Linked DNA regions of Homo sapiens: region 2 is linked to region 1. The links are chromatin loops, found by intact Hi-C in ENCODE. Cell type or tissue: dorsolateral prefrontal cortex. All regions are shown on one strand. Links, peaks and the distances in the headings refer to the core of each region. The heading gives the core; the rest is flanking DNA.

Region 1 (5,392 bases), core at 157-5,156:
AGCTGAGACAAATTTATTGAGATTTTGATAGACATATCCATGACTTCATCACAAGTCATGAGTGTCATGGAAAATTCAAAAGTAGCTCATGACAAGTGGGAGGTCAAATTTCCGAAAATGTCCCAGAGAACATCAGCCAGGGGAGGCAGCTTGAGGAAGCGTCTGCTTTTTCATTTTCCTCCCCTGGGACTCGAGGTAAGTTGGAAAGCAGTGTCTCTGAGGTTGATGAGCAAATGAGGACTGAAGGAGTGGATACGGGGGGAACCTGGAGATGTGGGGCTCAGCCTTCAAGGGAGAGAAGATGCTACACCTCGGGGATTTCAGCCAATCAGTAGAGAGCAAATGGCGAGTATCTCCTGTAGCCGAAAGCCCCACAGCCGTTGTAGCCATAGCCGAAGCCATAGCCCACTGGAGAGTAGGTGCTGCCATAGCCACAGCCAACGCTATATCCCAGCGGGTAGCCATAGCTGCCCCAGTAGCATCCTGGGAAGACAGCCCCGGGGAAGTTGTCGCAGAGCATGGTGTCGGGAGTGGAGGGCTTAGGTAGCAACAGAGTGCGTTTCCTCAGTGGGATGGATTCCTAGTCTCAGAACCTTCTTTATATATCCCAGCTCTGGTGGGTGGTGAAAAACACAAAGCCCTCATTTTCATTCTTGACACCAATTTACATTCTAAAAAGCTCATTAACTTGTTTTGCTCTTGCTTATGATGTCTTTACAGTGGCTTAAGAAAGCTCTCGTGTGATGCAATACAGGGAGAAGATGCCTTTAAACAAATTATTTCCCTTCCTAAAAAAAAAAAAATTATTGCCAGGACTTCAAAGCACTCTGTCTTATAGACCCCATATAACTCTGTAAGCAGGTATATAATATCAAGAAATATTCTGAGGTTGTTAGCTGTTATGCAGTCCTCTTGCTCTCTGAATTTCCACAACACACAGTTGAAATTCAATAAATATGTGTTAAATACATTAATATATAAAATAACAAATGGATAGTGAGTCTATCTCAAAATTCTCAAAATTAAAGTATGTCTTAGTATTCACCTGCTTCAAGGATTCTCTTTTTTGGAATATGAAAGACAAGTGCAATGGAACTCATGAGAAAGAGTCTTTTTTTTTTCCTCTACTACAGCTACCGTGTTTGGGAAACTGGTTAAAAGTGTAATCTTAATCATAGTCCCCTCCTAAACTATACCTAACATCACATTTCTAGAAGACTACTTGAATTAATAGTATTGAGATTTTAAAACGGAGTATTTGGATTAATCCTTGTACTGAATTGTCAAACAAATTTAATTTTTTGGCCTGAAACATATTTCAAACTAAACATTGAAACTAATAAGGTAAACACAGAAAAATGAATTAAAAAATTTATTGTAAGATTTAAAATTTTTTTTCTCTTAGATCTAATGAAACTAGATTGTCTGACAAATGTGATGATATTATAAAGGGCCAGATGACAACATGAAATCAGTTATTTCACTTTTACAATGATCATGCACCCCAGGATAAAGAAGGAATGTTATTCCTTTCTAAACAGAGAGTCAGTTCTCAAGCATGAGTTAAAGGAGGGATAAGGCTGATCAAAACTATCTTGGATCATGTAAGACCTGATATATTATTCTCAGACACCTGCATTAAGATTTCTTACAGTGGCACTTAGTAGAGAACTTACAGAACAAATACCAAAGAGGGCATATGGAACAGAAATAGGCACAGAGATAATAGGAATCATTCTAGAAGGCCACAAAACAGATATGTATTACACATGAGCTCTCCCAGATTTTACTTCATAACCCAGAGGTAACTTTGCTCCCTGCTATCAGCAGCTAGGAATCAAAGGCTGAATCCAAGAACAAGATGAGACACTTGGAAAATTCAAAACCATGCCAGTGTTCTAGCCAGCAGTAGACTAATTACAGCAGAGGCATTTTTTTTAAATATAGATATATATATAATTTTTTTTTGAGGCAGAGTCTTGCTTTATTGCCCAGGCTGGAGTGCAGTGGTGCAATCTGGACTCACTGCAACCTCCACCTCCTTGGTTCAAGCGAGTCTCCTGCCTCAGCCTCCCGAGTAGCTGGGATTACAGGTGCATGCCACTGCGCCAGGCTAATTTTTGTATTTTTAGTAGAGACAGGGTTTCAGCATGTTGGCCAGGCTGGTCTCGAACTCCTGACCTCAAGTGATCTGCACATCTCGGCCTCCCAAAGAGCTGGGATTACAGGCGTGGGCCACCGCGCCTGGCCTAAATTTTTTTATTTTTAGTTTTTGTGAGTGCATGGTAGGTTTATATATTTATAGAGTACATAAGATGTTTTGATACAGATATGCAATGCGTAATAATCACATTCTGGAGAATGAAAACACCTACAGTACCCTGCTTCGTGAGCAAACCTGGATGGCTGCCTATGGGGATTCAGTAATTAAAATTCAAACACGATATGTGGCTTATAGCTAAACAAGTTCAGGGAATTGAAATTAGATTTATTCCCAAAACATAAAGGTATTCAACCACAGATCATTCCCTAAAAATCATAGAATGATTTACATACTATTTCTACTGGCATCACATTGCTGTGTTTCATGATAGAAAAGCTGGTAATGTTAGGGAAAAAAGAAAAATTAGACAAAAAATAGCATTGTATAATGGATAATTTAAAATTTTTGAATTAATATTGCCAAAGGTCAATTATGTTGCTCTATTTAAAAGAATTCTCCCATTCGCCTACCCAATCTGACAAGATGCTAGCTTTGCCTTCTGCAGCACAAAACCTAGCTCTGAACATGAATAGTAATTAAAATATGTTGTCTTTTTTAAAACTTAAGCCCTATTTACAGAGAATGGCTTGGATTTTCTCTAGAAAGTCTACAGAAAATTCTAACAGAAGAAAATTTTAGGGAAACATATCATTTATCAACAAGTCATTTAAAAATTAATAGCGAAGTTAATCCTATATTGAGCCTATGAAAGCTTTATTCTGATAATAGGCTTATCAAAGAAAGAGCAAGGTTTTCATAAAGCCTGAAAGTATACAATGCTGAAAGCCCTTTTTCTTAAAAAGTATACAATGTAATAAATATAAAATTAAGTACAAAAGTATTTGTTGAGATGCTCAAAAAATCACAAAAAAATTAAACTCCTAAATATATAAAGCAAATATTAATAGACCTGAAAAAAGAAATAGATAGAAATATAATTATAGTACAGAGCTTCAATACCCCATTTTCAACAATGAATGGGTAATCCAAAAAGAAAACCAATAATGACACATTGTACTTGAACTTAGACCAAATGGACCTAACAGACGTGTACAGATAGTCCATCCAACAGCAACAGAATACACATTCTTCTCAAGCACACACAGAACATTCTCCAGTGTATATCACACGTTAGGCCACAAAATAAGTCTTAACAAATGTAAGAAGAATGAAATCATATCAAGCATCTTTTTCAACTATAATTGTATGAAACTAGAAATCAATAACAGGAGGAAAACTGGAAAATTCACAAATATGAGGAACTTAAACATTTCCTGAACAGCCAGTGGGTCAAATGAGGAATGAAAAATATCTCCACACACACACACACACACACACACACACACACACACACACACACACAAAACAGAAAAAAAAAACCAAAATTTTGGAATGCAGCAAAAATTCTAAGACAGAAGTTTATAGCAATAAACTCTACATTAAGAAAAATTAGAATTTCAACTAAACAACATAATTTTATATTTGAAGGAACTAGAAGAAAAAGAACAAACTAAGTCCAAAGTTACCAAGAAAAAAGGAATAAAGATCAAAGCAGAAATAACTGAAATATAATCTGAAAAACAGAAAAGAGCAACAAAACTAAGAGTTGGTTTTTTAAAAGATAAACAAAATTGACAAACCTTTAGCTAGACTAATAAAACAAGGGAAAAGACAAATAAAATCAGAAATAAAAGAAGAGATATTATAACATACTCCAAAAATATAAAAGATCATAAGAGACTACTGTGAACAATTATATGCCAAAATAATTCAATAACCTCCAATAAATGGACAAATTCCTAGAAACGTGCCACCTACCAAGAATACATCATGAATAGGAAATCTTAACAGACCAATAACAAATAATGAGATTGAATCAGTAATAAAATATCTTCCAACAAAGAAAAATCCAGAGCCAGATTGCTTCACCATTGAATTCTATAAAACATTTAAGAAGAGCTAATACTAATCTTTCTCAAAGTCCTTCAAGCAATTAAAGAGGAAGAAACACTTTCAAACTCATTTTATGAGGCCAGCATTACTCTAATACCAGTCAGACAAGGACACTATGAGAAAATAAAATGATAGGACAATATCCCTAATGACCATAGATGCAAAAATACTAGCAAACCAAATTTAAAAGCACATTAAAAAGATCATACACATGATCAAGTAGATTTACCTCTGATAAGCAAGAGTGGTTCAGCATACAAAAATTAATCAGTGTAATATACTTTACACATGAATAGGATGAAGGATAAAAATTATTTGTTCATCTCAATCGATGCAGAGAAAGAATTTGACAAAATTCAACAATCCTTCATGATAAAAATTCTCAACAAATTAGGTATAGAAGGCATGTACCTCAACATAACAAATGAATAAATCAGTAACAGTCTTAGAAATAAAACAAGAAAAAAAAGTGTTTCAATTGCTCCTATTGTTTTTAGGATAATATTTTTTAATCTTTAAACTGACCTAAAAGTTCTCAACTCTCTCTTCGTTAAGTTTTGCTGTCTTTTAGTTCTTCAAACTTCGCATGCTCCTCTCACTCTTAAGCTTTGACACATGCCGTTTGTTCTGTGAGGAATTCTCTTCCTTCCTCTCCTTCTGATCAACTCCCATGCAACCTTCACATGCCAGCTCAATCACTTCCTTTGGGAGGCCTTTCTGCCATTCCTGATTAGCTGGAGCCCATCTGTAGCATAACAGTAGGCCAACCTCTTCCTCGTATCTGTAGGACTTAATCGTAGTTCCTATATAACCTTCACTTGTGTGATGGGTATCTGTCTGCCTCATTAACATGCTTATTTCCAGGAGAGCAAGATAGTATTTTTAATCAGCCTTGATTCCTCACTGCCTCACTCACTACTGGGCGTAATATAGGTTTTCCATAAGTTTCAGTTGAATGAATTAATGAAAGAATATTCTAAACCTAACTTGGCTACTCACTTGCTGTGAGGATTGAGGCAAATCATTTTTCCGGGCCTCGCGTGACCCGACTGAAAAATGGGACAAGTTGACTTCCTGGGACTTGCCACCCTAAACATTGTATGATTCTCCCATCAAAAATCACTGATGAGTCAATATGACAATTCAACACTCTCTCATTGGAATTTGGTCAATTAG
Region 2 (5,392 bases), core at 330-5,329, 50 kb before region 1:
ACTCAATTCAGGCCCACATCACGTCATTCCTGAATTCTCCTAGGCTCATGTCTCTTCCTCTCCAATCCATCCTACAAGATATTAGAGGTTTGCATAAACACAATTCTGAATCCTGTGCAATTGCATATATAAGCATGTGTTTCTGTTATTTCAGATGTGAGTAATCACCAAATAGTAAATTACTGAAGAAAAATTCTTGGATAAATGTCTGAAAAAATGGCAAAGTCACAGGTAACCACACACATAAAATGATAATAAAACAGGAAGATCACAAAATCTGTAGTAATGGATGATTTAAAATAAGATGGATGACACAGACTTGATAGATTCAAAAATGTATTTTATTGGGAAACTGATTTGCCATGTAGAGCACAAATGCTCATGGCCATAGTCACACCATTGGAAGAAACCATGAAACTTAAGGGTTAAATTTCAGGAAACAGTTGGCATATAATCTTTCTTCCATTAACATCAAACCTATCTATGGCAAAAATATTTCAAAGGGATTTAAATAGAGTCACAGCTGTCATCCTATTGTTACTTCAGCAGCAAATAATGCTCTGATAGTGATTTTCTAACAGAAAGACGTCTAGCATGCTCTGTAGCAAAATAGATAATTAGCCATTGCAAACACAGCCAGAATGAGAGCCATTGACACAGCCGTAGCTCGACCCATCACCACAGCCAGAGCCAGGGCTATATCCACAGCCTCCACAGGGATCTCCATAGTAGTAGCAATTCACGGTGTTAGGAGGTGAACGTCAATGAATTATAAGGGGTAATTCTGCATGTCTGAATGGTCCCCACAATCGCAGACCTTCACATGCAATCAGGGATGGGTGGGACACACTGAGTCCACCTGGTCAGTCCCATAGCAATTTGCTTCAAAGTAGCTCATTTTAACTAGGCACTCCAGTTTTGTTAGGAAGTCACTCCAATATTGTTAGAAAGGCTCTTTCTAATGTACTTTTACCCGGGGTTTGTCTCTAGTTGATAATGAGCCTGGAGCAATACTGGCTTCTTTTTCATCAATGCTGTTCTATTAAAAACATCCCACATGTGACTCGTGACCCAACATAGACCAAAATACGTGGTTTGTCCTCTAACTAAATGAAGTAGCCATGAGATTTTGTCTGGGTCCGTGTGTGTGTACATGTGTATATGTAAATATGTAGAATAATATTAATCCTACTTAACAGGGATTTTAATTCCTGTTAAGAGGGGTTTTTTTTGTCTAGAGTTGTTTTTTTTTTTTTTTTTTTCTAAAAAAATCAGGTGACTTGGCTAGAACCACACAGCTGTATGACAGAAGTATAACTTAGTCATCAGACTCCAAATTCCATATTCTTTGAGTCTGACTTAAAAAGAGAGCAGAGTCCAAAAAATCAGCTTTCATAAAAACATTGAAATGCCAATATTACCATTCCATAAATTGTGAACATCTATGACTTGTTTTTTGATGCTAACAGATCCTTGCTTACATTTCATTTTGACCTTCATAGGTTTGTATAAACCAAATGCAAATTGACCATTTCTACCTCTGCCTTCTATGAGTTCCAAGTCTCCCTTAATAAAAAAGGCATCATTATCACTTGCCCATCCAATCATGCTGCTCAGGATCAGAACTGTCTACCATTCTTCTTCCTGAAAGAAGAGTTAGGTAAAGATAGGGCTAAGGGAGAATGAATACAGTTTTTTCTGTTTTTCAAATTATGGGTCTAAGCCTGTGTAAAAGTATATCATCTTTAACCATGATCATATATAATTAAGCCATGAAGTACAAGCCATCTTGAGATTTGGACTTCCATCACTATTGTCTGTGCCTTTCTTTCTGCGCTAAAAAAAAAAAAAAAAAGAAAAAAATCCAATACCTACGCAATTCTTTAAAATTCCATGAATCCTTCCACATAGCAGGCTCTTCCCTGCCTTCTCCCTAGACAATTATACAATGGTGATATTTACTTGCACAAATTTAATTGGATATTTCACTACATAGTCACTAAACCAATCAATTCAATTTATCCATCATGGATTGAGAGCATGCCATATGTAAGGAACAATCAGAGCCAATCATACTGGTTTGCAATCCGTGCAGTTTATAAGGCCCAGTGCTCAGAAAAGGTTCCTGTGTTTGGAGTTTTAAGTTCTTAATACTTTTATCTTTGAATTTGTGGTTCGTTGATGAAGTCTGTAGGGAATGGAACATGTGCTGGGGTGCTGGGATGGGGTGTCAATTCACACACAGTCCCACCTCTCATCTCCAGCCCACCTCCCCAGAACAGGTCTTTGGTTTTCAGCTCCCTCACTCAGTGACTGCTGCCACCTTCTTTCCCCAGCAGGAGCCTGAACACAGGCATGGGAAAGGTCAAGATGGAACATCTACGAGGATCTAGACTCATCCAACAGATATTCCCATGCCCAAGAGCACATGACATTAATAGCAAACAAAAAGCATCATGACATGTCAAGAAAGCACGTTTTCCGTTTGCACTGGACTCTGCGAATTATGTAGCTGACCCTAGATAAAGCCCAACGTGTTCCATTGCCCTCCAGACTTCGTTGAGAGGATGTAAGTGGCAAAAAACACACATTCTCAGACCTTCAAGTTTCCATTAATATTTCAGGAGTTGGTCCTTAACCCCACACACTCATCCACCACTCACTCCACCTTGTTTCTTCCCTTCACCACCAAGTTTCTTCAACAAGTAGGCTGTGCCCAGAATTTTGCCATCCTTTTACTCATTAATTTCTCAATTAATTGCAATTTCTGTTCTATCCCCATCATATAACTAAGGCTGCTCTCAATAAGTCACCAAGGATGTCCTTGTTGCCTGGTTACTAAATAGACCATAGCATTATTTAACCCCTTTGAAGCATTTCACAACACAAACCCCCATCTCCTTATTGAATTTTAACTCCTAACCTCATCATTTTTCCTTGAAAATACATAATTCCTTACAAATTACAACAGATCAAAAGTCTATATTTTCCACTTACCACTGAACTGGTCTTGCTGCAAAATATTCTCAAATATATTCCCAAACATATTATTAAATTGGTCTCTTAAAGTTTGGTTATTTTATTATAAATATATCTTAATTAATATTTTGATAACAAATAAAACAAAATGACCAAACACTCAGATAATAAACAAATCCTTGTTAAGTGTTATGTCACATTGCCTGGAGCATTTTGTACAATAATTTATTACCAAACATAAATGCTCAACACTATGTCACTAGGTTTGACATCATGGCATAGTTTAAAGTTTATTAACTGTGGTGGAAACAGATGTTACCTGTTAAATACTTCTAACCTAGAAACATTATTATGCGTAGTATATAGAAAGGGCAGTATGACATGATACTAAGTACATTTTTTTCTTTATGGCTACTCACCAATGAATGCCAGCGATGTTAAGAACCTAAGTCAATAACCTATTGAGTCATTCTCTCATACCAGGAAAAATACCATCCAACAGAAAAATATATGTATGCTTAATTAATTAAGCAAGTCTTCAAAACTATTTTATATATATATTATATATATATCTCAATCACATGGTTACATATAACACATGGTCTCAGTCACCAATTCATGGACACTTTGTGAATGCAGTGAAAATATATATATATATATATCTCAAATATATATATTCTATATATTATATATAGAATAGTAATATATAATATACATTATATATAGAATAGTAATATATAATATATATTATATATAGAATAGTAATATATATATCAAATATATATATTTGATCCTTGTAAAAGTACTGTAAAAGGCAGCACAGTTATTTTAATTCCAGTTTTACAGAAAGGATAAAAATGAGACTGAATAAGAATGAGTTTTTCCTAAGGTCTCCCAGCTCCGAAGTGGCTCCATAACACCTTTCAGATCCACAGCTCACTCTTCTCTGGACCCATGTCTTGCAAGATGGTTTCCCAGCCTCTTACTGAAGACTTGTCATAAGAAAAAGATAACTAGTTCCCCCCAAAACATCATTCCATTAAAAAAATTTCCAGCTATCAGAGAAATCCCTATATGCTTCAGAGTCTCTCAACATTCAACAATGAATAGTTCCCAACGCACTTAGCATCTCTGTGGAACTATTGCCTGCACTGGGTGCCTCTTAAAGTAATTTTCATGAATCTTGATGTACCATCCTTTCCTAATGGTCTCCCCTGTTCCCAGTTTCCAGCTGGTATGGCACGCTGATTGATGGCTGCAGATGAGCTGATGTGACGTCTTCTAACCAAGCCTTTCAAGTTACCCAAATTCTGTGACTATTTGCAAGGGAAGCCTCAGACTGTCTCTGCTAATCTGACTCTTCCAGTAAAGACCAGACCTCTGTCAATAAGATGGCATGTTATTGATGCCTTCTCCTTTTTTTGATCCCTCTGGTCATTTCTGCAATCATCCAGCAGTCTACCTCCCATTCATCCTTCGAGGATGATCTTTTTGTCTCCTGGAACTTTCCACTCCCCATCATCTCTGACTTTGATGTTTCTTTTTTTATTTTTTTCCAAAGCACCCTCTCATAACTATTAGAAATATTGTAACATCTGTATCATAACCTGCCAGTAAGGTGCTGGTAAATGCACTTACTGGGAAAAAGTAAATAAATAAATACTTCCATCTTAGCCAGTTTCAAACCACCAACATGATGTCACTGATTGTGGAGCTGAGACGAGATATACACAATTAGCCTTCACAAGCCAACACAGCTAGCTCTAGCATGCTGCTGCAAGGGAGGCATCTCAGTGTGGCACTTAAGAACATGGATTCTGGCTTCAACTCTGCCTCTGCCACTAATTAGCCCTAAAATCTTGGACAATTCATTTCATTTGTCTGTGCCTCACTTTTCTCATCTTAAAACGAATATAATGATAGTACCTACGTCTTAGGGTTGTGAAGATTATTTGAGCTAATATCTGTAAATCACTTAGAATAGCACCTAGCCAATAGTAAGTGCTATTTAAGAGGTTTTATTTTTAATATAAATTAGAATGTGTGATCTTGTTATCTCTCCCATACTTCACAGGTGCAAACTTCTTGGAGTCTAGAACTTTATCTTATGCCATTAAATCTACAGCATCTAATAAAGTCATTATATAAAATTTTATAAATGTTTGATAAATGACTATTGATAGTTCAGGATCTAGAACAGAGGTTGGTCCATAAAAGGTGAATTTTTGTCTTTCCTCATAGCATCAATACACACACACACACACACACACACACACACACAATCTTATCTGCTCCCGACTTTGAAATTCTAATTTATTCTATTCTAGAAGATATCTCTCTACAATGTGGTCAGATTTCTAAAACTAACTGATAATATTTGATCTCTCTCTCCATTACAGAATTCTATGGCAAA

Evidence for each region. Hi-C counts contacts between places; a loop is a spot of excess contacts. Peaks named below come from ENCODE experiments on the same cell type or tissue, not always from the same donor. Only the 100,000 strongest peaks of a DNase experiment are listed, where the experiment ranks them.
Region 2: a loop joins it to region 1, with 4 times the contacts of the local background. A loop is called at or near these places in 2 of 110 quality-filtered maps.

Annotation. Positions count from the first base shown.
Region 1 is chr21:30,812,701-30,818,092 of GRCh38, forward strand. It overlaps KRTAP8-1 (keratin associated protein 8-1), which reads right to left and starts at 574. Exons shown (of 1, transcript NM_175857.4): 1 at 1-574. The coding sequence starts at 520. The coding sequence ends at 329. In dorsolateral prefrontal cortex, for the core only: no CTCF peak of the experiment used is centred there; no DNase peak of the experiment used is centred there.
Region 2 is chr21:30,762,140-30,767,531 of GRCh38, forward strand. No RefSeq gene overlaps it. Among named protein-coding and RNA genes, the nearest start is that of KRTAP21-1, 9.4 kb to the left of the region's middle. In dorsolateral prefrontal cortex, for the core only: no CTCF peak of the experiment used is centred there; no DNase peak of the experiment used is centred there.